Regions from separate parts of the Homo sapiens genome. Here region 2 is linked to region 1. A link is an interaction called in ENCODE POLR2A ChIA-PET data of the cell type or tissue named here. Cell type or tissue: MCF 10A. All regions are shown on one strand. Each heading gives the region's core, and the rest is flanking DNA. Links, peaks and the distances in the headings are about the cores only. Region 1 holds the start of LINC02943 (long intergenic non-protein coding RNA 2943). Region 2 overlaps ERG (ETS transcription factor ERG).

Region 1 (15,050 bases), core at 5,110-9,109:
TTCTCTGACTCCCCTGCCTGCTTACACCCAACCCCACTCTGCCAAGAAATGTATGCACATCCTAATGCAGACATGTTGTGCAAACAAGTCTTTTACCTAAGAACTACTGCAGGTGCAGGAATCCAGCACCATGAAGGTTGGAATGGGGAAGTTTACCAGCAGCAGATGGGGCATACCTGATGGAGAAATTCCAAAGAGGGATAATAAGACTCTGCCTGCCTCCTTCATGGAAATATACTCTGAGGTGGAAATGTACACAGTGTTCCCATAAGGGGCTTAGAACCATCATAAATGCATTATGCACAGATACAGCATAAATGTGGGGATGGGGGGTCACAAGTGGCTGGTGCATCAAGGACTCCCAGGCTGTAGGTGACACTCTGGGATGTCATCATACCACTTAGCACCCCCATTATTCTTTTTAATTAAAATGAAATTCACATAATATAAAATTAATCATTTTAAAAGGAACAATTCAGTGGCATTCAGTATATTCACAATGTTGTGCAACCACCACCTCCATCTAGTTCCAGAACATTCCAGCACCCCAAAAGAAAGTCTCATACCCATTAAGCAGCGATTCCCCATTCTCCCTCCCCCATCTCCCACCCTGACCCTTGACAACCACTAATCTGCTTTTTGTCTCTTTGAATGCCCCTATTCTGGGCATTTTATATAAATGGAATCGTACAACATGTGACCTTTTGTATCTGCCTTCTTCGACTTAGCATAATATTTTCGAGATTCATCCAGGTTGTAACGCGTGTCAGTCCTCCATTCTTTTTTATGGCTGAATAATGGTCCAATATATGAAAAGACTACATTTTGTTTAACCATGCCTCCAATAACGGACATCTGAGTTGCTTCCACTTTTTAGCTATCGTGAATAATGCTGCTACAAACATTTGTGTGGAACTATTTCTTGAGTGCTGTTTTCAGCTCTCTTGGATATATACCCAGGAATGGAATTGCATCTTCATCATGATATCCTCTCATTTTTCCAGCCTTTATTCTGAATCTTTTTAGAGGTCAAGGAAAGCAAACTTTTCCTGTAAATAAGCAGATAGTAAATATTTTAGGCTTTGCAAGCCAGGTGGTCTCTGATGCAACTACTCAACTCTGCCTTTGTAGCATGAAGCAACCACAGACAATCCATAAAAAGTTTATTGTTCTTCAATAAAATTTATTCACAAAAACAGACAAAGGGCCAGATTTGGCCCTCAGGCCGTGGTTTGCCAACCCCAGCTCTAGGACAAGCCCAAGTGGATGCAGCCTCTTCCAAGTGCCCCGTTTCACAGGAGAGGCACCTCCTCCAACCTAGCTTTCTATTGCCAGTGAGGATGAGCAAGGGAGACGGACTTAGCCTGTGGCAGAAGAGTTGAGGAACTGCCTTTAAAACTGATTATGAAATATGTGAAATCTTGGGATGTGCTTCTGCTATGAAGAGCAGCATTGTGCTCTCTGTTGATGTTTAAGAGTTAGGCTACCATCTTTCAGGTGGTTTTTGAGAATAAAAGTTTGATGAGTACCTTGACCAATCTCTTGGTGTCCTTTCAAACATTCACCCTTTCTGAGATTTATCAGGGGAGAAAGGGTCGCTCATGCTCAAAAGCTCATTCACCCAACAAGCATTTACTGAGCCTTTACTGTGTGCAGGCACTATACTAAATCCTTGGTATTTAAAATGATGCATTCCTGGAGGTTTTCTTTGGCAAGTTGGCTTGGATACCTCTAGTAATGGGGAGCTCACTACCTACACAGGGCATCCTACCCCATGGCTGCGCAGTTCTTTGCTCCTCAGAAGTACCTAAACCTCACCAGTATGCTTACACACCTCCCTCCCACCAGTCAAATATCAACAGGCACCCCCACCATAAACAGGTACACAGAGAACAGGTGAGGAAATGAGGAAATAGCAAGCAAACAAACAAACAAAGAAACACTGACGGCAACTTTTCTTACTCCTGGTATTTCTAAAAAGCAGAACAAAATCAATTTCACACCCAAGACATCTTGAAATGTTCCCAAACTTGGGCAAAGTTGACAGCTGAATTCTAAGGAGCTGCTTCCCATTAAGAAGAGGATATTAGGAAAGAAAATTATCAGAACTCTTTGTTTAAACTATGGTCTCAGCCAGGCACAGTGACTCAGGCCTATAATCCCAGAACTTTGTGGGGCCAAAACGGGCAGATTGCTTGAGCCCAGGAGTTAAAGACCAGCCTGGGCAATGTACCGAGATCCCATCTCTACAAAAACTTAAAAACTTAGCTGGACATGATGGGGTGAACCTGTGGTACCAGCAGCTACTCAGGAGGCTAAGGAGGGAGGATCGCTTGAGCCCAGGAGGTCAAGCCTGCAGTGAGCCATGACTGCACCACTGCACTCCAGCCTGGGCAACAGAACACAGTGAGACCCTCTCTCAAAAAACAAAAACAAACAAATAACCTTGTCTCCAGAAGAGGCAAATGAGAGGCAGGACAGCACAGAGACGGAAAACTCAGGTCTTGGGGCCTGGCAGGTCTGGGTTTGAAGGCCGCTCTTTCCCCCTTTAGCTGAGGGACCTGGTGCATGTCATTTCTTAGAGGAGGCTGAGTTTCCTCAACTGTAAAACCCGGTTAGAATAGTACCAGTTTCATAGGATGGCTGTGGGATGGAATGAGACACGCCATCTGTAGTGGTCACACAGAGCCACGAGCTATTAGTAAGTCAGTTGGCCTTCCCACCTGGCCACTCTCTTGCGGCTAAACAGAAGAAGGTGCAGAAACACCACAGAGATGGCTCATAAGTGCCACGTGGGGCTATGGATTCAATTAAAAGAAAAAATAAAGTCTGGAGGAAATGGAGGCAGGCAGAGGTCAGGGACAGGAGAAAAGGCGAAAAAGCACAAGTGGGGCACCCAAATGCGGAAGCCACTAGAAGCGGCGCCCCAACCCCACCCCTGCAAGAGCCTCCAAGAAACACTTGGCTGCGTCACAGGCTTCACCCCTTCCCGCCCACACGCCTGCAAGATCCTGTTCTCAAGCTGCAGTCTTTGCAGAGTCGCAACCCACGAACAAGTTACGAAATCCATTCCAATGGCCGCAGCCGGCAATGGACAAACATGAAACTAGAACAGGTCAGAGTGCATAGCACATCTGGGGGAAATACTGTATTGTTGAACCTTTTCAGTAATACGCACATGTGTATACCTGCTTATGTCATCTACATAAGGATACAGGCGCACTTACGAAGACTAGAATCAACAATGTCAGCGTGCAGTGTGCATAGTGTATGGTAAGAGTAAGTACTGGTCGGGCGCGGCGGCTCATGCCTGTAATCCCAGCATTTTGAGAGGCCAAGGTGGGAGGATTTGATGAGAACAGGAGGTCAAGACCAGCCTGGCCAATATAGTGAGACTCTATCTCAAAACAACAAAGAAAAAGGTGGAAAAAAAGGAGTATTATTCAGATAAACCTTTCCTATTATATATATGTATACGCAATGTATATATCATACATTCACACATATACACATATGTACGTATGTATATATATATACATTCACACATATATACATATCTACATATGTATATACACACATCCACACATATATACATATGTACGTATGTATATACATATTTTGTTAAATTGTTTTTGGTTTTACACATATGTATATGCACACATGTAATAGAACATGGGCTTCTTGCTGTCAGTTACAGCCAGGGAGATTGAAGCCGCTGGCTAAAGCACCCTTCAGGAGCAGCTCTCAGGGCTCTGGGAGCCCCTGGCAGCTCTATCCTGTGGCTCCACCGTGCTGCCAGGGAGAGCGAGCAGGGCAGAGGCCAGCCAGCAATGGCTTTCCCTGTGGGGAGCAATGGGATGTTCATCTATTTCCTGAAGAGGCCAGGGCATAACATTAATTCTAAATGGAACAATTAAATTCCAATTAAAAATCAATTTTAAAATGTGAAAAAGTAATAGGTACCAACCGATGTCTCTTTGCATCCGTGAGACTTTCCTGGTCCCCTATGCCAAAGTTATAAGCAAAGCTCGCACCAGAGAAAGTTCCGATTTTTCATGAACCTGAGTCAGATTCTCTGGAACCAAAGATTAGAGTATTGATTCTTCCAGCATTCAGCACATCTGATAGCACCCAGGGGGTTATAAATGGCAACAAATCCTGTGAAACATCAGCCCAGAGAATACCGTCTTTATTTTACAACACTTACAAAGAGATCCCCTAAGGTTTATTTTAAAAATAAATAACATTATAAAAAGCAATTTTAGTCACCAGCCTGTTACAGCAAAATATCTGAGCCCCAGAATCCTAGGCAGACATCATCACCAGCCCGTGTGTGATTAGGAAAACGGGGTCTGGTGAGGGTGGCGCCCCACTCAGTTGAGAGGCTCCCCTCTCAATCCCTGTCCATTTATCCTGCTGGGAGCTCTGTGGTTTGGGTCTCTATGTCTTCCTTTTTTTGAGGTGTTCAATTTTTCCCCAAGTCAAAAGGGGTGGCATCCTTCTAAGTCACCAGCTAAGAACATCAAAAACCCCAGGGCTCCATGTCCTGCTGAAGGTCAGGGCGAGGTCTCCGCCCCTCAGCACCAGCCCTCACTCTCCTTCCCCCTCCATAAGAAGGAGGGCCAAGTGCGGTGGCTCACGTCTATAATCCCAGCACTTTGGGAGGCCAAGGCAGGCAGATCACGATGTCAAGAGATCGAGACCATCCTGGCCAACATGGTGAAACCCCATCTCTACTAAAAATAGAAAAATTAGCTGGGCATGGTGGCGCGTGCCTGTAGTCTCGGCTACTCGGGAGGCCAAGGCAGGAGAATCGCTTGAATCTGGGAGACGGAGGTTGCTGTGAGCTGAGATTGCGCCACTGCACTCCAGCCTGGTGACAGAGCAAGATCCCATCTCAGGAAAAAAAAAAAAAAAAAGAAGGAGGATGAGAAGGAGAAGGAGGAAAAGGAGGAGGAGAAGGAGAAGGAGGAGGAGAAGGAGAAGAAGGAGAAGGAGAAGAAGGAGGAAGAGAAGGAGAAGAAGGAGAAGGAGAAGAAGGAGGGGGAGAAGGAGAAGAGCACAGGTGCCAGGCAGACATTCCTGGTAGGGAAGCTCTCATTCGAGGGGTCTAATCACAGACCCCCAAAGTGTCCTGTCTGTGGACAGAATTCCAGCAGTCTGGAACTTGCATAGAGAAACTATGACTTTTTTTTCACTAATCTCTAGCTGAACATTAGCACTTCCTTCCATCGTGAATGTACACAACAAGCCACAGAAGCAAAAACAGTACCTGGTACTTGGTCACCAGTTAGAAATCACAGCTACTTTCATATGACACTACATCTGTTCCAGGAATCTCAGGATAGCGTTCATGCCCATCACTACATGGAAATGAGAGTAGTTATCAGGACTGTTGATGGATCTATGAAAAAATTAATTTTTTTTAAAGAGCACAAATTAAAAAAAAATATTTGGGTAACTATGTATCAGTGTAATTGATTTCCTTTGTAACCCAGAGTGTTTTCTTTTATACATTTAAAAGCATTCTCCTAATAAGGGGTCCATAGAGGTCATGGCACCCAAAGAGGAAGGAACCCCTACCCTCATCAAAAACTCAGCTCACGGGGCTGACACACACAGGAGACCCCTAACCAAGGCTGTGGGCCAAGTGGGTGCAGACTCCGAGAGAGGCTGCGGGGAGATGGCTGCTCCTCAGTCATCCATCAGCATCTTCACCACATTCACACTTTATAATAACTAAACTGACTCAAAGCGTTTTGTGGAGCAGAAATGGATGATGATAAATGTTTTATTCTCACATAACAGTTTACGGACGGTACGCAAGCCACTGCACTAGAACCCCACAACTGCTAGGCTGGCAAGCTGAGTATGTTGTCATTTCTTAAATAAAGAAACTGAGACGCAAAGGAATGTAATGCTTTGTTCAGAGTCATTGAACCCACCTGCCGGTGGCAGAGAAAAGCCTCACAGCTGTCTTCTGACGCCAAGTCCCGGCACCTGGCTGGGCTGCCGCTCCAGGTGCGGGCATATACTGCGCATGCGCTCTGTGCTGGCCTCCCCACCCCTCCCCCGTCCCTCCGGCCCCGCCTTCCACACCCCTGTCCAGCCCCCTGGTATGAACTTAGGTGCATGGGACACCCTGTGACGACGATCATTAGGACAAGTATGCACTTGCTTATTGGCCTGGGAGTCCCTTGGCTTCTCACAAGCTTGAAGCGCTGCGCCCCCATTGTCCCAGTGCTATGACAAGCCATGCAAAGGTAAACAATAACTAGTGGTCACAAGGCGGGACAGTCCACTTTCCCCAGAATATCTGCAAAAATGCATGCCAAAGGTAGTAAGCCATTTCCATTTTCCGACCCGCTGCTGCACTTACAGTCCTCCTGCTCCTCCAGCTGGGTCTCCCAATAAAATCCAACGCCTGGAGAGGGAAGGTTCTGGCTCCTGGCCCGTCACTGGGCTGGCCTGGATGGTGGCCTGGTGATGCCGGGGAAGCCAGCTTCATCCACGCCAGTCCTCTCATCTCCCCGTGCAGGGAGTAGAAAGGACACTTTCCTCCCATCTCCCCGTGCAGGGAGTAGAAAGGACACTTTCCTCCCATCTCCCCCGTGCAGGGAGTAGAAAGGACACTTTCCTCCCATCTCCCCGTGCAGGGAGTAGAAAGGACACTTTCCTCCCATTTTTATGGATTCAAAAACAGAGCCCACCAGTGTGTGTGCGAGCCGGGTTGGCACCTGAGTCCCCACCCCACCCCTTGGTTCAATGTAGGACAAAGAGGGCTCACGGGCTCCACGCCTGCTGCATGAGACTGAATTATCCTTCCTCTCTGTTTTACAGTCATGATTGCCCTGCAAAAGAACTTTCCGGCAAAAACAGCCCTTCGTCCTCTTCCCCCGTCTTCTGACCTCTCAAATTTCCCTCCAGTTTCTGGAACTTCTTTGAAGGGAATCTCCCTAAACTACTCGTCACAAAATTACATGGGGTGGAGCTGGAACATTTTTGTTTAGGATGCAAGATCCTGTTTAAACTGCACTCTGTTTTGCAAGCTCTGGTGTTTAGCCTCTCTATATCTCCTGGGCTTGTGGGGGTGGGGCAGGGGTGGGAGTGGCGTGACTCACTGCAGCAGGTTGCATAAACCTTATTGGTGCAAGATGAGTGAGAATTCAGGTGCACATCTTTGAATGACCACCTGCATATCATCAGCCCTTGGATAGCATCTCTACTTTCTTGGGAGATTGGAGGTAAGGATACAAAACACCACAGAGACTCACCGAGTCTCTAAGCAAAAAAGAGTCAACAGCAGCTGAATGTTGGTGGGCAGGGACACCCTGTGACGTTCAGGTGAAGTTCAGGACCCAGCCCTGTTGAGTTTGAGCAAGGTCAACATTTTCCTAACATCTTCTGGGTATTTCCACAGTTGAGAATACCAAATGATGTGGGCAGCTTGCTGGGTGCCAAGTACAACATGACGGACCCACTTACTGGGTCCATTTACTGCCAAGCCGGGCACTTACTGGGCCCACGCTAGTGGCTGTACTGCTGTGTGGCCAGACCTGGCTGTGGGAGGTGGGAGGTAATCAGGGCTTCACAAAGAGAGAACAGACATTTCCTCCACAGTGAAGGAGGAGCTGCCACTCCCACCTTCCCTCCACCTTCTGGCCAGTGTCTCTAACATGCTCAGCACAAGTGTCACCTGGGGTGCCTGCTAAAGATACAGGTTCTAATGGCTGTAATCCCAGCACTTTGGGAGGCCGAGGCAGGCGGATCACAAGGTCAGGAGATCGAGACCATCCTGGCTAACACAGTGAAACCCCGTCTCTACTAAAAATACAAAAAATTAGCCGGACACAGTGGCGGGCACCTGTAGTCCCAGCTACTCAGGAGGCTGAGGCAGGAGAATGGCGTGAACCCGGGAGGCGGAGCTTGCAGTGAGCTGAGATCACGCCACTGCACTCTAGCCTGGGCAACAGAGTGAGACTCCATCTCAAAAAAAAAAAAAAAAAAAAATACAGGTTCTAGACCCTGTCCCACAGCTACAGAAGCCAGCTTCCCACTCTGGGCAGCTGCCATTCAACAAGCACCCCCATATGCCCGTGGTTCTCGAGTACTGATGGGCATCAGAATCTCCAGACACTTGTCAAAATCCACGCCTTTACATTTACCCCAGTCTATGAATCAGCATCTCCAGAAACCAGGCCAGGTGATTCTCAGGCATCTAAAGTTTGAGATCCTACTTTGGATGAGTGATTTTCAAAGTGGAGTCCCCAGACAAGCAGCTCCTGTGTCACCTGGGAGCTTGTTAGGCACATTCTTGGGTCCCACCCCAGACCTCCTGAGTCAGAAACTCGGGATGAGGCCCCACCCTCCAGGTGAGAGCCACTGGAGTTAGACTGTGAGCTTCCCAAGGCCATGCACTTGTCCTGGTCACAGCTTAGAGTGTGGTACTTGGTGCTGAGTCAGCACGGGGGCTCTCCCTGGCTTCTAAGAGAAGTGAATGAGTTTTCCTCACCACTGACTGCCCAGGACACCCCATCTGGGCCAGAAGGAGCTGCCTGCTGTCTCCTTCTCCCAGGGGCCAGAATACAGCTCCTTAGGCACCTGTATTTGCAGGAAAGGCTGCTGTATGGGGAGAGAGCAGGCCTTGCCCTCAGTTTGGCTAACTTCTCACAGCTCCAGTTTCATCTATCTTGCTCTACCGCTGCAAAAGAATTGCCCCATGCCTTATGCATTTTGCCTCAGAGTCCCAGGAGTGCAATGTCCAATGTGGGGTGTGCTTTCTCTACTAGCTTAAAGTACAGAACAAATACCCCTCTGCTCCTATATGAACATGAACTGTTCATTCTAGTGATGGCTCTGAACAAAGCCGGGGGTCCCCTTTAAGTTGGCTTGAACATTTGCATTTCTGTTCCAGTCCTACTCATTTACAGATAACACACGGAGCCCTCCAAGCCCTTGCCACCCCTTTCCAGTCCTATTCCACTCTTCCCTCACCCTTCCCAGACCAGCTCAAGCACCCCTCATCCAGGAAACTTCCCCAGCCCTTTCCAGCTCTGGCTGATCTACCTGCTCTCCAAAGGTGAAGAAGCCGTTGCCTTCAGTGAGAATTTGGCACTTTGGGGCTCTCTTGAACCTTTGTCTTATTTCCCCAATAAAAGTGATAGTCCGATCAGGGCAGGGTCAATATTTATTGTCTTATTTTCATTCCGTCAAATTACTCAGCACCCCAGAGAGTTTTGATCATGAAGGTGCTCAGTAAGTGTTGGATGGCAGCATAGAGGTCAATCACAAAAGCAAGAAACCACACAGCCACTGCTGCAGATGAATGTCTCTGGATCTGCCCACACCCTTAGAATGGTTCCAGATCAACTGGGCGTCTGTCCAGCAGCCTAGGAGTGAGCTTTGGATCCTTTACAAAAACAAGAAGGCAGTAGCACCCCCTGAAAACCATGCCTTACAGTTAACCTGCCTCTAAGGTACAGGCCCTTCCAACCTGCTGTTTAGCAGGGAGAAGGGGGCCAGGCATGGTGGCTCATGCCTGTAATCCCGACACTTTGGGAGGCCAAGGCGGGTGGATCACTTGAGGTCAGGAATTTGAGACCAGCCTGGCCAACATGGTGAAACCCTGTCTGTACTAAAAATACAAAAATTAGCCGGGCATGGCGGTGCACACATGTAATTCCCAGCTACTCAGGAGGCTGAGGCAGGAGAATCACTTGAACCAGGGAGACAGAGGTTGCAGTGAGCCGAGATCAGGCCACTGCACTCCAGCCTGGACAACAGAGCAAGACTCCGTCTCAGAAAAAAAAAAAAAAAATAGCGGGGAGAAGGACCTTGGATTTGGCTTCAACAGACCTATGTTCAAATTAATCACTACGTATTATTAATATCAAAATAACTGTTAACCTACAGCTGACCTCAGCCACTGCCCTCTGCTGGCCCACTCTGGAGGGATCTGGCTCTGCACCCCGGATTTCTGCCCTTCCTGCACCCTCCCAGGAGGACGCTGCTCCTACCCTATGTTGGGGGGCATTTGAGTTTGGAGATCAAGGAGAACTGCGAAGAGAAGAGAAGAAGAGCTTCAGTCATGGCTGGAGGGAGGCATTGGAAAGGAGGTCAGAAGGACGCAGTCAGAGAGTGTGGGAAAATTGGAATGCCGGAAGAAGGAGAAATGAAATGAGAAGGGGTGCTGGGGATAAGTTGGATCCCCTTTAATATACTTCCAGAAGTGCAAATAAATGATGGGATTTCCTTTACATTGATCTTCAATGATCAAACTGTGCTTCTTAAACTAAACATGATTCTCAGAGACAGTCACGGCTGCAATGCGGTTACAATGATGAGAAGCCTTTCCTGGCCCTGGAGCTAACTACATCCCATGCAACTGGCCCCGACATAGGTACTGCTGTCATAATGACCTTGCAGGTGGGGACAGTCAGGCAGACAAGAGGTTGCCCTAGGCCCCACAGCTGGGCAAGGCAAAGCCCAAAATAGAGTTCATGCTGGTGCCAGGTCAGTGCTCTCAGACACTCATGTCCTGTCTCTAGGCAGGGCCAGCCCCTCCCCGTGCAGGGCTCCAGCCAGGCTCTCACCCCCTTCCTTAAAAGTGAACCGGATCCAGGACCAACAGCTTGAGACAGCACTCTGGGAAGCTGATCCCCAAGTTGACGTCTGAGGCTCAAATTCTCTCTGATTCAACCCCACGAGGAGCCAGCTGGGGTCTGAGCCGGGGCAGCAGGGACAGAGCTGCCGCCGGGGGTCTGCTGCCAGCGGGCATCGCCGAGGAGGGCGCAGCCTGCGGGCTGGATAGAAACCAGACAAAGGGCACTCCAGGCCCACCGGGCCGGCCATCCGGAGGGTCTACAGCTAATTAAGACTGAAGGGAGCACTGAATAACCCTTTTGTGGATCAAAAGCACTCTGTTGGAAACCCAGCTGACAACTCCAACAAAACTGACTTCATGGTTTCTTATGAGAAAACTGTGAATACATCGAGGACTGAAGAAGCGCTTTGTTCCAGACCTTCGTGGGACCACCAGAGATTCAGATTACAAAGCGGCCCTGCCCGGCTGCAACAAACAGCGCCTCGCTGAAGCCAAGGCTGTCTCGGTGTAGGAAAGCCAGAAATAACACATTACACTGAAGCCGGGGCATGGTGTGGCCACGACTGCTCGCTCATGTGCTTCATTTACAGAAAAGGACACACACACCCCACCACAATCCGATTAGAACCAGACAAGACTGGAAGGCTGGGCACAAATCACACTGAGCCCCTCCCCCAAGAGGGTCTCCTCTGAGCCTGTATCAGGATGGGTTCTTCGGACATTTAAAGGCAACTGAAAATACAAAGGCTCCTTTCACTTCTGCACTCCAGGCTGCTCTCGGGCATCACCCAGAACTTCAAACACGCCCCATGCCAGGATCCCAGCCCCAGGGACTGTAATGTAATTGACCTCGGTGCAGCCTGACGTCAGCATTTGTAGGAGCTACCTGGGTGTCGTGAGTTGGATGGTGCCCCCTCCCAGAAGATATGTCCACCCAGAACCTCCAAATGTGACTTGACTGGAATAAGGGTCTTTGTAGATATCATTAACCCTTTTCCCACTTGCCCAAGAATACTCCCCAGCAGCATTTACCCCAAGATAACTTTGCTGCAAAATACCTTGCTTTTATTATTATTTTCAAATCGCTCTAGTGTATTGACTTTGGAAACAAAACACATCATTCCATTTATAGCATTCTGGTTTTAGTAGTGGTATTTCCATTTACAAAACTATAGTAATTCTCGAGTGCTGAAAATGTCAAATCCTAGAAAACGTCGCATTCCTGCACGTGATGTTAACATTGTTCTTGAAAACAGTTATTGGCCAGAGATTCATTTGATGAATCCGATTCTTCCGAAACAGATGATTCTGATGATTTAGACGATTCTGATGTTAGTTCTGTGCAGAAATAACTCCAAGAACAGTTTTTGTATTTTATTTTCACATTGAAAATCCATCAGATTTGCTTCAGCCTCAAAGAGCATGTTTATGTAAAAAATGAGTACTGGCAGTGAGCTGCACTTTATTTTCTAAACGGAAAAAGGGTGAAGGTAAAGATCTCTAGATGAGATCATCCTGGATGAGGGCGGGCCCTAAATCCAATGACTCGTGTCCTCATAGGAGACAGAAAAGGAGATCCTGCAAACAAGGCCGTGTGAAGACAGAGGCAGAGACTGGAGTGATGCTGGTTCCATACAAGGAAGGCCAAGGATGGAGGTCATGAGGAACAGGAGGGAAGCCTGGAATACATGTTCCCATGCAGCTGCCAGCAGGGGCCACCCTGCCCACACCTTGACTTTGGCCTTCGGAACTGTGAGGGAGCAAATTTCTGTGTTCTAAGCCAGCGGTCCTCAACCTTTTTGGCACGAGGGACCAGTTTTGCAGGAGGCAATTTTTCCACACACGGGGGGGATGGTTTCAGGATGACTCAAGGGCATGATGCGTATTGTGCACTTTATTTCTATTATTATTACACTGTAATATGTAATGAAATCATTACACAACTCACAAGAATGAAGAATCAGTGGGAGACCTGAGCCTGTTTTCCTGCAACTAGACAGTCCCATCTGAGGGTGATGGGAGACAGTGACAGATCATCAGGCATTAGATTCTCATAAGGAGCGTACCGCCTAGATCCCTCACAATTCATAATAAGGCGCAACCTCCTATAAGAATCTAACGCCGCCACTGTTCTGACAGGAGGTGGAGCTCAGGCGGTAATGGTCACTCGCCCACACTCGCCTCTTGTCCATACTGGTCCATGGCCCGGGGTTGGGGACCCCTGTTCGAAGTCACCCAGGTTGTGGTGGTTTGTTACAGCAGGCCCAGGGAACTCATTCAGCAGGTGGATTTGGGTGGCCCTAATCTAATAAGACTGATGTCCTTATAAGAAGAGGGGATTAGGACACAGACACACACAGAGGGACAACCCTGTGAGGATTCAGGGAGAAGAGGCCTTCTACAAGCCAAGGAGAGAGGCCTCAGGAGGAATCAACCCTGCCCACACCTTGATCCTGGACTCCAGCCTCCAGAACTGGGAGGAAACAAATGTCTATTGCTTAAGCCACCAGTCCGTGGTATTTTGTTAGGTGGCCCTCACAGAGTCATACACTAGGTACTTGCTGTATGTGATTTTATCTGATCCTCATGGCAATTTTCTAAGTTGTGTTTAGGCCCTGCATGGTGGCTCACACCTGTAGTCCCAGTTTGAGACTACAGGAGTTTGAGACCAGCCTGGACTACATAGTGAGACCCAATCTCTGAAAAAATTAAAAAGTAGCCAGATGTGATGACACATGCCTGTAGTCCCAGCTACTCAAGAGGCTGAGGTGGGAGGATCACTTGAGCCCATGAGTTTGAGGCTGCAGTGAGCTGTGATTGTGCCACTGCACTCCAGTAGCCTGGGCAACAAAACAGGACCCCATCTCTAAAAAAAAAAGGAAGTTGTTGTTTTATTATTATTCCCTTTTTGCAAATGAGGAAAATAAAACTATAAAAGGTTAAGTGGCCCATCCAAACTCACATATACGGTAAATGTCAGAGCCAGGATCCAACCTGGCCTATCTCAGGCCACAGCTGGCACTAGGGCCCCTGGTTCTAGGTGGCAGCCCCTGGACACAGAGGCCTTCAAAGACTGGGAAGTGCTCCCTCTGAGCGGGCAGTCCAGAGCCGGTGATGCTCACTGTTTTGCTGCCCTTGGGCCTAGAACAGAGGGCTTTGCACGTCTCTTGCATTGTCTCAGGGCTGTTTAGTCCCAGGTTGAGGGTAAGAGGAAGGAGGAGCCCCCAAAGCCACAGTTGGGGTTCTCAGTGGACATCCGGGGGCAAGAAAACCTCCAGAAGGTGCACCTTCCATCAGCAACCTGGGAGGGGAAAGATACGTTTCTATGAAGAAAAGATGCATTCACTTACAACAGGAACTAGATTTAGTTCCCTTTAATAAGAACAACACTGCCCATATTCAATATTGAAATAGGCTGTTTTTCAGTATTTTTACCCAGAGTAGCTAATTTGATCCTCAAAACACACCAGCAAAATAAGTAAAGGAAGAATCTCTCCATTTTATGAGAAAATCTCAGGCTCAAAAACATCTGTGTTTGGCAGGGTGCAGTGGCTCACGCCTGTAATCCCAGCACTTTGGGAGGCTGAGGTGGGCGGATCACCTGAGGTCAGGAGTTCGAGTCCAGCCTAGCCAACATGGTGAAACCCCATCTCCACTAAAAATACAAAAATTAGGCGGGCGTCGTGGCGGGCGCCTGTAGTCCCAGCTACTCGGGAGGCTGAGGCAGGAGAATTGCTTGAACCCAGGAGGGTGGAGGCTGCAGTGAGCCGAGATCATGTCGCTGCAGAAATGTCTGTGCTCTCTACATCAGCTTCGTCCCTGCAAAACAGCGGTAACACATCTGGCCTCCCGGGCTGTGAGGAAGACAAAATGAGGCAATGGACCCAATGCACAAGCATGGCTATCACCAAGTAAGTGCTCAGTTAAAGGCCACACATGACAATGTTGTGCCCAAGGTCTTAGCACTAATTAGAGACAAAGACAGGACCAAGCCCCCTGGATTCTAGAACTTCCTGTACTCAGCACAACACTCTCTGCACCCCGCCTTTTTTATGAAGTTGATTCATGAATTCAAGAACAGCCCAACTCAGATGGTCACACTCCCCTGTCCCCTCTCCTCTCTCAGGCCCAGCCCCTGGACACTGACCTCTCCCCACTCTGCTCCTCCTCCTCCTCCTCCCAGCCCCGTCGTGGGGAAGGCAGGGCAGTTCCCTGGCATTTGGCTGGCTCCTAAGTGTCAGTTGAGTGATTTCATGAATGAGCAACTACCCTGATTACTCTGATTACTCTGAAGGTTCAATTTTGATTTTTTAATTTCTATGTCTCATAGTTAGTATTGCCAGTAAGAAACACAAGCCTGATTTATAGATTAAAAGACAAATCTTCTCCATGGCTCAATAAATACTGACTCGTGAACACAAGATAAATACCACTTAGTAAGATCACT
Region 2 (15,050 bases), core at 4,338-8,337, 600 kb before region 1:
GAGTTTTGCAGCCCATCTCGGCCCTTGAGCTTGGCTCCTCGGCTGACCTCGGCTCCCCGCCTGCAGACCCGGCATGAGGCAGGCAGCAGGCACTGCGGGGCAGAACTTCCGGGACCTGCAAGACCAGTCCGCTGCCTTCTGAGACGTAGTTCTGAGGTGTAGCAAGTTTTCATTTTCACAGCATAAAACCGTCTACAAATACATACTTCAAAATGAAATGGAGGATGCGCTCAAAAAAAAAAAAAAAAAAAAGGCTTAGAGACACGTCAAAAGGGCACAGGAGCTCAGCCAGGTCAAATAAATTCCCAAATTTGACTCACATCACTTCAGCCTCATCTGGATATTACCCACACTCTGCCTAGGCAGGCGAAGCTTCCGTGGGATCCTCTGTCTTTAGTGAATTCTTTCCTTTATCTTGTCCAGCTTTTCATTGCTCTTTCAGAAACTGAGCCCATGGTTTTAAATCTTAATATGACCTTGCATTCAATTATATATATACATATATATATATATACAAAGCTGTTTTTTAAAGACAATTTTAAATAAGAAAAAAATAATTATTTTAGATACCAGAGAGTGGTGAAATAATAATGATTCAAACTTAATCCTCACTTCACGTAGGGGAAATTGACTCAAATCTGGGAGCATCAAAAATTAAGATGCATTTACAAATCCTAGGAGAAGATATCCTTTGTAATCTCAGAGAAAATAATTGAGAGAGGGAAAATTTTTTTTGAAAGACGTGGTTTGGACATATTACTATTTTGTGAAATGAAGTTAAATGTATGGTACAGATATTAAAGTTCACTTAAGTTTTATCTATATAAAGTGTGTGATTTTGGATCTAAACAGGCATAAATATATATATGTGTGTGTGTGTGTATGTGTACATGTTTGCGTACGTATGCATGTGTATGTGTACATGTTTGCGTATGTATGCATGTGTATGTGTGAGCGTATGTGTGTGTAAGTGTTGTATATGTGTGTATGTGTGTGTATATGTATGTGTGTATATAATAGGAAGTAAGTTGGAAAACATGAGCCAACTGACTTTTTTTTCCTTAGACAGCTAAAGAAGAGTGGTTAGAAGTTTACTCACAAGTAAATCTTTTAAGGAGCGTTTACTTCCCAGAAACAGCAATGAGATCTTGGAGGGGCAATTCTTGTCAACTGTGCATCATCAATGGAGTTTAACTGTGAGAGGTAAAACCCATTGTTGGTCCCGACTCCACCAACCCAAATGGTCATATCTGAGGACTTCCTGTGGTTCTCCCGCCCCCACCCTCTCCACGGCATTTACTGCTCCTGTATACCCTGGACTTCTCGACAGGAAATGGCAAATTCCTCAGTAGGAAAGCCAAGAAGTGGGAGGTCACATGGAGACTGGAAGTTCATTGCGTGCAGCCCCTCCAGGTGACAGGCGACACCGCCTCTGCATGTTGAGTGCCTTTGTGACACATGATCTCCTTGTCTCATGACCACAGGCAGCAGGGTCCTGATGAGTGCCCTGGAGAGAACTGTCCTCCCACCCCTGGGTGACACAGAGTCTCAGAAGCCAGCAGAGGTGCTGCACCAAAGGCTCAGACTTTCACCCTGCCTCTCTTCTCCTCAACTCTTTGCCCTAAAAAACATGTGCTTTGAGGGTGTGTTGAAAATCTCACTAAGTCAAATGATGCCTGTGGGGCAGAAATAACCCTTGCTCTGAAAGGGTCACCAAAAAGTCATGAGACTCCTACCTGTATGGAAGGTGGTGACTATATAGCCCTTGTATAAACAAACAAATACGGTGAAAGACTTGGCTCCATTTTTTTTTTTTTGTCTGTTCGTTATTTTTTGGAGAAAACGTTGTGATAAGAAGCCTTTAGCCTACAAAAATGTCTCTAGATTAATGATAATTTATCTCACTTTTCTCAGTGAAACAGATGAATCAAAGAAAGTGAAGCATCGTAGACAATATAGGACCTTCCTGATAACATCTAACATTTAATAACGTGATCACAGCGTGGCGGCTCTAAAAGACATGCACATGTGAATTAATGCATCTAACCTGCACACTAGCTACCATTATGCCCATTTTAAAGATGAGGAAAACTGAGACTCCAAAAATTAAATAAGTTGCCTAGAGCATCTTGCCAGTTAATGCACCAGAATTCTAAGCCAGCTGCCTGGTTCCAAAGCGCATGCCCATAAACGCGGAACATAATGCACCAAATGGCCTAGAACTGAAACGACTGCAAAAATAAGTCAACATATGAGAAACTAGAGAATATATAAAGCCAGCCCCACCATAATCAGTGGCAAGGGATGGGAGATGGGAAGAAGGGAGAAGGGAAGGGAAGCTAAATAATTTCAGTTTTTCTCTGTGCCTTTAATTCCTGTCCCCTGAAGATGACACGCTCATTTTAGTAGCAACCCATGACCAAGATGCATTCCCCAAGCTTTTCGCACCTGACAGAAAGGGACTCGGTGTCCAGGACTGTGCCCGATTACAATCAAAGCAGATGGACCCTTCCTTAGGGTAGGGCTGTTCTTCTGACAGCCTCCTCTGTGAAACTAGATTATAAGAGGATGTGCTGCTCTCAGACACCCTCTGCCTGTCCCCGCCTTGGGGTCCTTGCCTTTGCCATTCCCCTGGTCCGCATCACTCCTCCGAGGCATTTGCAAACCTTGTTCTCACCTTTTCTTTGGGTCTCTGTCTGACAGGCCTTGCCTGATCATGTTCTCTAAACTAGAGGTCCCGCCCCCCGGCCACCTGGCTCTATCATGTTCCCTACCTTCCCTCCTAAGGCTCCTGACTTCCTGCCACACTCTGTCTTCGTTGAGCTGTGATCTATTTGTCAGTCTCCCCCATCTGCATCCCCCTGATTGACAGCACTGAGTGAGCCCAGCTGTCCTGCTGCTCATGCCCCTCAGCACCCATGAGCCTAGTGGGTGCCCAGTAAATCCTTAGTGAGTAAATGAATGAGTCAATTTCCACACACCAAATCCCAAAGGGATAAAAAGACATTGCCTTTCTGCCATTTCTTGGAAGAATTTTTTGAGACAAACTAAAGAAAGGAAGCTACTTGTTATTAAATTTTTAAAAATCTGCCTACTATTTTCAGGCAAATATGTCATGATGACATCTATGAAATCTCTGAAATTAAAGAGAAGCCTGACGTTTCACAGGAATTAAATGAAGTTGCTGCATCACAGGTGCTCCCTGCCACAGGGCTCCGTGTGGCAGCAGCAAACAGAACTCCTCGCTGCTTAGGTGTAGTCCTTAGGAATGAAAATCTGAACGTAGTACGTTAAAAAAAAAAATCTTCAAAAGCAAACAAAGCCCTAAGTGTCGCTGTGTATTATCAGGGCAGGGTCCTCCTCAGAGAGAGGCGGGCTGCAATCGCCCCTACACCTTTCACCAAGTGCCTCGCTTCAGGGGTCCCATTGTCTCCACGTTTAGGTTTAGGAGCCTGGCTCTTCGTAACACCAGCGAAACATGTTCTCCTAAAGATGTTCCCTGAGATACAACACCACTCCGCATTGTTTCACCACATACCAGCATTAATATCCCAGAGTAATCCACCCTCCTCTTAACGGCTGATGACGGCTCCAATGGCCATGCAAAAATCAGTTGAAGGAAAGGGAAGTCTTGTCGGAAATGAGATTAGTCTTGTAACGAGTGTTCAGCCCTGATAACCCATCTGGGCACAGAACTGCTTAAACTGGAGAGCAATTAACCTTCACCCGACAAGCTCTGTCCAACCGTTATAAACATTAAAGAGACAGAATCCTTCCCCCCTCCTTGTAGACTAAACAACCAGATTTGAAATTCCACGTAAACGGCCTCTTTCTGCAGATGTGCACCAACAACAACGTTTAGGGGGAAAAGGTGGGCAATGGCTCTGTTCATAACTCTGGTAACTTTTGGCCTTGGTGTGAGTGGGCTGAGGTTATTAGCGTAAAAATTAACTGGAGGTATTTCCAATAAAATCACCAGGTTTAGGGGACTGGACATAGTTGCTTTCATGCAGAAACCCATGTGTCCTATAGGAACACAACTTGATGCTTGAGAGATTCTTTTTTCTTTTCTTTCTTTCCTTTTTTTTTTTTTTTTTTTTTTTGAGACAGAGTCTCACTCTGTCGCCCAGGCTGGATTGCACTGGTGCGCTCATGGCTCACTGCAACCTTGACCTCCCCAGGCTCAGGTAATCCTCCTACCTCCACCTCCCAAGTAGCTGGGACCGCAGGCGAAGGCCACCATGCCCCACTAATTTTTCTGTTTTTTGTAGAGACAAGGTTTCACCATGTTGGCTAGGTTGGTCTCGCTCAAGCGATCCACCCACCTTGGCCTCCCAAAATGTTGGGATGACAGGCGTGAGTCACTGCGCCTGGACTTCTTTTTTCAACAGTAGAAATATTTGCACTGGGCTAGACTCTCACTCACTCCCAATTCCTCTCTTCCGACATTTGCATGAGTGATGCTGCTTGTGGTCACAGAAGGGAGATTTTTTTTTTAATCTCCGAGAAGTTATTGGTTTTCATGGGGAGCAAACCTGTGATCTTGCCTTTATCAGCATTTGCCGTAACCAGTCGAGTTAACCAAGTTGGGCCATGTGAAATACCGAGTGGTTAGAGAATCTACCAGGAAACCTACTGTTAAAAATAACTTTCACAACACTGAAGAGAAATAGCTGAGGTCACTTAATTTATCACTCAGGCATGAGCTTTCTTTAGCATCAGTTCATGCTGAGCCATTGGCTTGTTTATGGACATGATACTAACAATAAATAGGTAAAGGGTAAGGGCCCTATGACATAGAGCTGGCTACAAACCAATGTGGGGTACACAATATGCCTAGCATTTAAACAAGAAAAAAATGTAAAGTACATGCAGAAAGTCATATGAGGGAACCAAACCTCTATGTTACTGACCTGTTAATGTGACTGCAACTCAGATTTTTTTAAATAGAAAGAAAAAAGGAAAACATATATTTAGCATGTCCTAAACAAATTTATCTCCCCAAGGTTTTAGTGCAATCTTCATGATGACCTGAGATAGCTATCAAAATAGTCCATCCTAACATTCGATCTTATCTCTCCCTTGAACCCAGTTTCTCTTTTTCCAGTAGGTAAGTCATAATACTCCAGGCCTCAGAGACGTGTTTGCACACAACGAGGCTGAGCCTATCTCACTTATAAGGATGACATATCTCACTCATGCTGGACTCCAGACCGGCCCCAATAACAGTTTTGGAGAGTGGCATGGTAGAGGATGTGTGTTACATGGGAAGTACTACTGTACCCTGGGACAAGATATCCTGGCAACAGGTCTTGTTTTCATGGTTTGCATTTACATGCTTAACTGTTCCTTTTCCTGCCTTTGTAAGACTAAGAAAATCCTTACTGTACAGAGAAGGAACTGTGAAAATAGAGCAAGTGGGACTGACTCTCACATTGCAGGGATATGCACCATCTCCATTTTTGCAGCCAAATTAGATGCAAGCCCAGGATTCCACTGGCCTGGTTCTCCCAGGAACACTGGGAGTTTCTTGGTGTCTTAGCTTGAGGTGAGGTGAAGATGGGCTATGGGCACGTGAGCTGACCAGTTTTTCATCCTGTGTGCATTGGACGTAGACAAGGGCACACACAGACATGACAAGAATCCATGACCTAGCTCCTAATGTAAATCTTCTTTCCCAAGACAATCTTGCAGAGCCCTCATGGTCAGTGATAAGAGGAACTTCAATTTTTATTTGGAATCTGACCCATTTCATAAGAATGAGTAACACCTGAATATTTAGGTGCAGATATCAAAGACAGAAGACAAAAAGAAATCATAGTGTTTGACAATAATATTAGTATAGGATGCCGTTTTATGAGTTCAGTCTTAGGACTGTGTAGGTGCAACGTGAAGACTTTCCTGAAGACAGCCACATGAATCATTTTTCATAGGATGTAATCACCACTGTCATCCATTAGTCCAGGCTTGACACATAGAATGGGGGTGACTGGCTGCCTAAGTAACAAACTCCCCACGTGTGCTTCTGACGAACTGTGTGGGCTGCCCTAAGCTTTTGCATGTCTCGACACTTACCAAGTAAAATGATGAGATAAGGAAAACCACAACATCATACTCAGTATCTTGTGAAACTGAAATGGTTGCAGAGTAAACACTTTGCCTTACAGTGATTTTATTTTGACTATTATGCTGGATTTAACAATATAATGGTTAATATCCATGCTATAAAGTTTTATTTTTTCATCAACAAAACTAATTGCATTGGCACTTTCAAAATGTTGTTTGCACATAAATGATTTATACTTAAGTATGAGTGTAACAATCTTGCCATCAGGACCTGGTCTGTTGGGAGATATCAGTGAATGGAGCCTGGCTCTTCCAATGGGCAACCGTTGTTTGTTGGTGAAGCTGCCACCCTTGAGACCTGCCTGGTCTCCTTCCCACCTGTAGCTGGCTAAGTAGTGTCTCCCCACAATTCACGTCCACCTGGAACCTCAGAATATGACCTTATTTAGAAGTAGGATCTTTGCAGATGTAATTAATGATTAAAATGAGATCATAGATTAGGGTAGGTTCTAAATCCAGTGAGAGCATCCTCATAAGAGGCTGAGCAGGACACACAGAAACATAAAGAAGAAGGTCGTGGGATGACAAAAGCAGAGACGGAAGGGATGCATCTACAGCAGTCTCCCCTTATCCACGGGGGACACACTACAAGACCCCCAGGGGATGTCTGAAACCTCAGACAGGACTGAACCCAACTGCCATTAACTGGAACACTTTCTGTTCCATCCACAAATGCAATACCTTTTCCATCTTAACTAAGCACTTACTATCCACTGTGGTCATCAGTTTTGCAGTTTGAGGTGCAACGGCAAAACAAGCACAGATTTCTTTTTATTTCTTCAAACTTCAAAGACAGAAGATTCATTCTTACTGTACATCTTAGCAACCACAGCATATGATCTTTTTCCTTGTAAGTACAGAACTTTCACCTTTTCACTGAAAGAAAGCACTTTACGGCTTCTCTTTAACATACCCGGAATTGCCAGGATCAGTCCTCTTGTGCCTTGGGGCTACTACTGAATAAAAGAAGGGCTACCTACACATAAGCACTGTGATACCGTGACAGTCGATCCCATAACCAAGAGGGCTACTCGGTGACTAACAGGCAGGTAGCATCTGTAGCATGGATACGGTGGACAAAAGGGGAATTCATGTCCTGGGTGGAGCAGGGCAGGATGGTACAAGACTTCATCATGCTACTTAGCATGGTGAACAATTTAAGACGTATGATTCATTTATTTCTAGAAATGGCCATCTAATATCTTCAGACAGCAGATGAAACTGCCAGAAACCATGGAAAGTGGAATCGCGGATAAGAGAGGACTACTGTCCAAGCCAAGGAACACAGGGCTTGCAGGCAACCCCCGGAGCTGGAGGAGGCACCAGATGCATCCTTCCTCACAGCCTCCAGAAGGGACCAACCCAGCCAACACCTCGATTTTGGATTTCTGGACTCCCAAGCTATAACAGAATAAATTTCTCTTGCTTTAAGCCACTAGGTTGTAATAATTTGTCACAGCTATCCTGAGAAACTGGTAACAGTACTTGTGGATGCTGTTTTTAACAAAAATTTTGCCACTTTAGGGCACTATATGGCCTTTTTTTTTTTTTTTTTTTTTTTGCCTTATAGAGTTAGGTCAATTTCCAAAAGTGCTGGAGTTTATGCCAAGAATTAAGTGACTCCCTGGTTGCAGTGGCCAAATAGCCTGAAATTTTCAAAGTAATACTAATTTTGCAAAACTTTTCATGTAAACTCCTTTGCCTGACCATGCCCTAATTTTTGTGATTAGGAAAATCTGGCTCTTATCCCACTGGAGGAAAAGTGTCTAGTTCATATTCTAATGGAAATCATCACTTGGGAGGTGTTTTGACAAACATCTCTCAGTTTTGTTTAAAAATTATGTTAGAAATTAAGAAAAATAACGAATGGAAAACAAAATCTAATTTTTGGTATATTTTCCTGCTAACATTTGTGGGCAAATTAGTTAAATTATGATTGTTTCATGCATACTTACTCCTCCAACAGCATCCTAGCTCTCTTAGGAGTTCCTTTTAATTATCCTAAAAACAGTTAAGAGTATACTGAGCCAAAATATAATTAGGTTGAGAAACAATGAACTCCTAAATGACCAATCAAGTTTTTTCCAACATTTTAATTCTCAAATAAAGGTCATTTCCTTTTATTTGACTCCTTAAAAACTAGATTATAGTTCTTCTAGGAGAGGAACCAAGTCAGATTTCTTTTAATCACATACATTGCCAAATGCATGCTTTACTCAGGGAAAGATTTCAATATGCATCATTTATTCATGCATTCATTCATTCAGGAAACAGAGTAGCACTTTACATGCGGACGCTGTGGAAACAATGGTGATATGAATTCTTAAATGATTAAAGAAACAGTCCACTAAAAATCTTATCAAGATAATAGAATACTTCAGATTTTATGAAAGATTACATTTTCATTGGCCTATATATAATGTTTTAACCAGTAAGGCTCACTAAGTTAAATAATATGCTGGATAATCTTAAATTTACAGAAGGGTTTTCAGTTTTACTATTTGGCTTAGATAAGCTGGTAGTTACTTGCTAAAATTAATCTTTATTATAAAGCAGATCATCTTGAAACTGAATACAAAAACAAACGTAGCTATTATTGAAAATGTTATGCTATCTCATATCCATTAGAGATGTTATTTATATAATAAGTACTGTGTTGTAATTTGCCTGATTCCAATGAATACAGAAACCCTCAGTGTGAATCAATATACTAGACACCAGCAGACATATTTAAAAGATTGCTACAGTTTCACTGACATTTCAAAGAGGTGACTGTAGTAACAAAAGAAGAAAAATGAATAGTCCCTATCATAGCACATTAATACAACTTGTCACTAGTTCATGTCCAGAAAGACTTATTATATAATAGATTGTCAAAGTTGAATATTTCAATGACCCAATGCAAATCCTGGATAAATGCTGGTAGGTGTTGCTGCTCAATAAAAATGAAAGTGGTGTTTGGTTTTGCTCATCAAGGCAAGTGTCATGTAGCAAAATGCAGGCTATGGGTTGCCTGGAAACTGTATTCCTGCTTTTAATTTACAAGTGAAACATTCCCATCCATGGCCTGGAAGGGACCATCATGTACTCGGCAGCACTCATTAGATTCTGGGCAGCCCCCGGTCATCTGACCTTCCCAAACATAGGGAAAGGACGTGGATAGACATTTTCCCAAAAAGACATAATAATGAACAATGGGTATACGACAAGGTGCCCAATATCACTAATCATCAGGAAAATGCAAATCAAAGACACAATGAGGTATCACCTCACGCCTGTTCAGATGGCTATGGTCAAAAAGACAAGAAATAGTAAGTGTTGGCGAGAATGTGAGAAAAGGGAATCCTTGCAGACTGTTGGTGGGAACATGGAATGTTGCAGACACTGTGGAAAAAAGTATGGAGGTTCCTAAAGAAATTAAAAATAGACCTACCATATGACCCAGCAATCCCTTTTCTGGGTACTTTCCCAAAGAAATGTAATCACTATCTCGTAAAGATACCCGCAGTGCCATATTCATTGCAGCATTACTCACAATAGCCAAGATATGAAAGGAACCAAAGTGTCCATCAATGGATGAATACATAAAATAAATTGTGGTGGATATATACAACGGAATATCATTTAGCCTTTTTTTTTTTTGAGATGGAATCTCAGTCTGTTGCCCAGGCTGGAGTGCAGTGGCATGATCTCGACTGACTGCAACCTCTGCCTCCCAGGTTCAAGTGATTCTCCTGTCTTAGCCTCCCACATAGCTAGGATTACAGGCACCCACGACCACACCCCACTAATTATTAAATTTTTAGTAGAGACGGGCTTTCACCATGTTGGCCAGGCTGGTCTCGAACTCCTGGCCTCAAGTGATCCACCTACCGTGGCCTCACAAAGTGTTGGGATTACAAGCGTAGCCACCATGCCCGGCCCATTTAGCTTTCAAAAAGAGATTCTGCCAATTGCCACATTATGGATGAATCTGGAGGACGTTATGCTAAGTGAAATAAGCCACACACAGAAAGACAAATACTGCATGATCTCACTTATATGTAAAATCTATAACAAACAAACAAACAAAGACTCAATGGGGAAATGGGGAGATGTAGGTCAAAGAATATAAAGTAGCAAATATGCAGGGTGAACAAGTCTAGAGATCTAACGTACACCATAAGGGATATGCTTAATAATACCGTGCTGTGCTGTACTTGGGATTTTTGCTTTAAGAGTAGATTTTAGGTGCTCTTGCCCCACAAAAAAAGAATGTGTAACCATGTAAGATGATGGATATGTTAATTTGCCTTCACTATCAGAACCTTATCACCATCTTCATGTATATCAAAACATCATGTTGTACACCTTAAATATATAAAATAAAACTTTTAAAAAATAAATCAAAAAGTCATAGTTCAAACCACTCTTTTGGAAAAGTATGGATTTGTTAATATAAGTGGTATATAACAATTGTATATGCATCTGGGGAAAATGGACTCCATCTTTCATGATATAAAAAGCAATTCTCGGCCAGGCATGGTGGCTCACGCCTATAATCCCAGCACTTTGGGAGGCTGAGGCAGGTGGATCACGAGGTCAGGAGATTGAGACCATCCTGGCTAACACGGTGAAACCCCGTCTCTACTAAAAATACAAACAAACAAACAAACAAAAAATAGCCGGGCATGGTGGCACACGTCTGTAGTCCCAGCTACTCGGGAGGCTGAGGCAGGGGAATCTCTTGAACCCCGGGAGAGGGTGGAGGTTGCAGTGAGCCAAGATTGCACCACAGCATTCCAGCCTGGGCGACAGAGTGAGACTCTGTCTCAAAAAAATAAAAAATTTTTAAAAAACAGCAATTCTTTGTGATTTTAATATAGGGTGCCAGCCACATCACTGATTCATGCACTCACTCATGCATTTGTCATGCAGGAAGTTATTTATTCATTTATGAAATGGACATTTACTGATAGCCTGCTTTTTAATAGGCACCATCAGCATGACTGAAAGGTTACATGACAACAGCCACAGAACTTAAGGCATAGAACTTTAACAACACACGTTTTGAGTTACTGGTCTTGACGCCTGGCTAATTTTTTGTATTTTAGTAGAGATGGGGTTTCACTGTGTTGCCCAGGCTGGTCGTGAACTCCTGAGCTCAGACAATCCACCCGCCTCAACCTCCCAAAGTGCTGCAATTACATGTGTGAGCCACCGCGCCCGGTCGGGGTTCTATAGATTCTTAATCATGATTAACCAGCAATATGATAATTCAATAGATCCCTGCTCACCTCCCCTAAAGAATGTGCCACTCTAAGTAGTTGGTTCAAAATAGCTTGACTTTTTAACCTCTAGATCCACTCCAGAGAACAGTGGTCTCTCCCCATTGCACAAACACATTCATTTATTTAACAGCATCACCCAAAGCATAAGAATGGGAGGAAACAATGAACGTCCTTCATTTCTCCAACTTTAAATTATCAAAACTACTGATTTTCTGGGCTCACAAAAATGCAGTTGAGTTCAGCTGTTGAAAGTTTGGTTAACATGTCAGTTGAGCCACCAAATGGAATAACAGTTGTAACTCTCTTATGTTTTCTCTACTGTCCTCAAAGGAATAGCATGAGAACAAAGCAATTAGCATACATTCAGGAGTTGCATAATGATGTTTTGGACAATGACAGACTGCAGATAGGACGAGGGTACCATAAGATTATAATGGAGCTGAAAAATCTCTATGGCCTAGTGACATACAGCTGTAGTAACACTGTAGCACAATGCATTTCTCACATGTTTTTGGTGGTGCTGGTGTACAAACCTACTGTGTTGCCAGTTGTATAAAGTATAGCACATACAATTCTGTACAGTACATAATAGTTGATAATGATAATAGTTGACTATGTTATTGGTTTACATATTTACTATACCATACTTTTCATCATTATTTTAGAGTGTACTTTTTCTATTTCCAAAAAAAAAAAAAGTTAATTGTAAAACAGCCTCAGGCAGGTCCTTCAAGAAGGATTCCAAAATAAGGCACTGTTATCGTAGGAGATGACAGCTCCACACAGATTATTGTCCCTGCAGACCTTCCAGTGGCACAGGGACAAGATGTAGAGATGAAAAACAGTGATATTGATGATCCTGACCCTGTGTAGACCTACGCTAATGTATGTGTTTGTGTCTTAGTTTTTAATAAAAAGTTTAGAAAGTTAAAAAAAAAATAGAACAAAGCTTATTGAGTAAGGATATAAAGAATGAAAATATTTCTGTACAACTGAACCACATATTTGTGTTTCAAGCTAAGTGAGTACAAAAGAGTCAAAAAGTTTAAAAAATTAATAAGTAAAAAAAGTTATAGTAATCTAATATGAATTTACTATTGAAGAAATGTTTTAATAAATTTAGTGTAAATATACAGTCTTTTTTTTTTTTTTTTTGAGATGGAGTCTCGCTGTGTCACCAGACTAGAGTGCTGTGGCGCAATCTCAGCTCACTGCAACCTCCAACTCCCTGGTTCAAGGGATTCTCCTCCCTCCGCCTCCCAAGTAGCTGGGATTACAGGCATGCGCCACCATGCCCGGCTAATTTTTGTATTTTTAGTAGAGATGGGGTTTCACTATGTTGGCCAGGATGGTCTCGATCTCCTGACCTCGTGATCCGCCCACCTCGGCCTCCCAAAGTGCTGGGATTACAGGCATGAGCCACCGCGCCTGGCCAATATACAGTGTTTATAAGTCTACAGTAGTAGATAGTGATGTCCTAGGCTTTCACATTCACTAACCACTCACTGATTCACCCAGATCCACAGCCACTTTCCATCCTGCAAGCTCCATTCATGGTAAGTGCCTTATACAGGTGTACAGGTGTATCATTTTTTTCCCTTCTTAATAATAATAATTATTATTATTTTGAGATGGGGTCTCGCTCTGTAGCCCAGGCTGGAGTGCAGAGGCATGATCTCAGCTCACAGCAACCTTTGCCTCCCAGGTTCAAGCAATTCTCCTGCCTCAGCCTCCTGAGTAGCTGGGACTACAGGTGCGTGCCACCATGCCTGGCTAATTTTTTATATTTTTAGTAGAGACGGGATTTCACTGTGTTAGCCAGGATGGTCTCCATCTCCTGACCTCGTGATCTGCCCGCCTCAGCCTCCCAAAGTGCTGGGATTACAGGTGTGAGCCACCGCACCTGGCCTCTACTGCATTATTACTATACCTTTCCCACATTTTGATACATAAAAACCATTGTGTTAAGTGTCACAATTGCCTACAGTATTCAGCCTGGTCACATGCTGCACAGGTTTGTAGCCTAGGAGCACAGGCTACACTTATAGCCTGTAGCCTACGTGTGCAGCCGGCTATGCCATGTACATTTGTGTAAGTGCTCTTTGTGATGTTTGCACGATGAAATCATCTAACAACTCATTTCTCAGAACTGACCGGGCATGGTGATGCATGACTGTGTAGGGAAATACTTTCACCCCTTTAGAAGAAGCTATAAATAACCAGGTATAAATGCAGGATTCCTTTCCAAAGACAAATACTGGAAACAAACACAATCAAGGAAGATAATTGATTACTTCAAAAAAACAATTGAGATATGAGAGTAAATTAAATAAGAAGACTGTGACTAGGATAAGTAACCAATAACAGCCCATAACAGCTAACATTATTATTATTGTTGTTATTATTATGAGATGAGGTATTTTGCCAGGTTGCCCAGGCTGACCTCAGATACTGAGGCTCAAGAGATCCTTTGCTTTGGCTTCCCGAGAAGCTGAAACTACAGGCAGCTGCCAGCATGCCTGGTCTGCAATTTACATCTTTTGTACACTACAGCACGTTACTGTTCAAAGCACATACAAGTATTAAGCTGCTTAATCCTTGCAACACTACCAAGAAGTAGGAGTTATTATCATGACTGACTCTCTTCTACAGATGAGGAAACGAGGCACAGGGAAGTGAAAGGCGTGGTGGGACAGGGACCTGCGGTCTGGATCTGCTTCATATAGAGAAACTGGGTTCTTAAGAAGGAAAATGGGCCTTAATTTCTAAATCGTAACAAGTTCAGCCCTCACTCCTCTTTTTTTTTTTTTTTTCACTATCCTGGAAAAAAAAAAGAAGTGGATAGAAAGGTACTAATAACAATGAGTTTAATTTCTCAAATTTTATTATTCTTTAAAAAGGATACATTGGTACAGGAGTAAAGACAAAAAAAATCAAAAAAGAATCGAGTATTCAAAGACCCTTGATGGTGTAACATCAATTATTTTAATTTTGTTTTTAAAATTTTTATTTTCTAAACTCCTATAATAATTGTTTTTCAAATGGGGAAAAAGAACGAAGTTTTTATTACTGCCTTTCTTTCTACAATATATTATTCAATGGAGATACTGAACCTGTATTTGCTACAGGCTAAAGAAAATAAAATAAAACAATCCCTAGCCAGGCAAGGGAGATTTTCAGAGAGGATGCCAACAGGGTCCTATCCCATCAGGCATCCATGACAAATCTGTCTGCTGTCTGGTCCTGTAGCATCACCCAAATGTGGTTCAGGCAGCACTGGAAACAATACAGACTCAGGAGATCAGGGAAGTCATTTTGCAAAGAAGCAGAAGTGTCAGGAGGTAGCACCTGTAAGGATGAATGCTGGAGCTGTCTCATGGAGTTTCACAGAAAGGTAACAAGCTGCACAATGACTGTCTAGGGGCAACAGATACATAGGAGGAAAGCAGTCTTCATTCAAACAGGATACTGAGATTGACATAGTGTGTCTTCCAACAAGATAAGCAAAAGTATGTGAAGAAATGAGTCCCTAAAGGAAAATATCTCTTTGGGCAATTTCACTTCAATTCAATTTCATGTTAAATACAAAATACATATATTGAATATGTGGATAAAATCACTAGAATATATTCGTGCAATAACATCTACGTGAGA

The links. Peaks named below come from ENCODE experiments on the same cell type or tissue, not always from the same donor. Only the 100,000 strongest peaks of a DNase experiment are listed, where the experiment ranks them.
Region 2: POLR2A ChIA-PET joins it to region 1 with 5 read pairs; 1 of 35 experiments calls an interaction of 5 or more read pairs at or near these places.

Annotation. Positions count from the first base shown.
Region 1 is chr21:39,076,782-39,091,831 of GRCh38, forward strand. LINC02943 (long intergenic non-protein coding RNA 2943) reads right to left here and starts at 7,752. Exons shown (of 7, transcript XR_001755055.2): 1 at 6,380-7,752; 2 at 5,273-5,363; 3 at 3,968-4,158. In MCF 10A, for the core only: no CTCF peak of the experiment used is centred there; DNase peaks (open chromatin) are centred at 6,110 and 7,050.
Region 2 is chr21:38,472,928-38,487,977 of GRCh38, forward strand. All of the region lies in intron 1 of ERG (ETS transcription factor ERG), which reads right to left. Among named protein-coding and RNA genes, the nearest start is that of ERG, 18 kb to the right of the region's middle. RefSeq lists an enhancer at 3,519-3,813 and a silencer at 3,519-3,813. In MCF 10A, for the core only: no CTCF peak of the experiment used is centred there; a DNase peak (open chromatin) is centred at 5,994.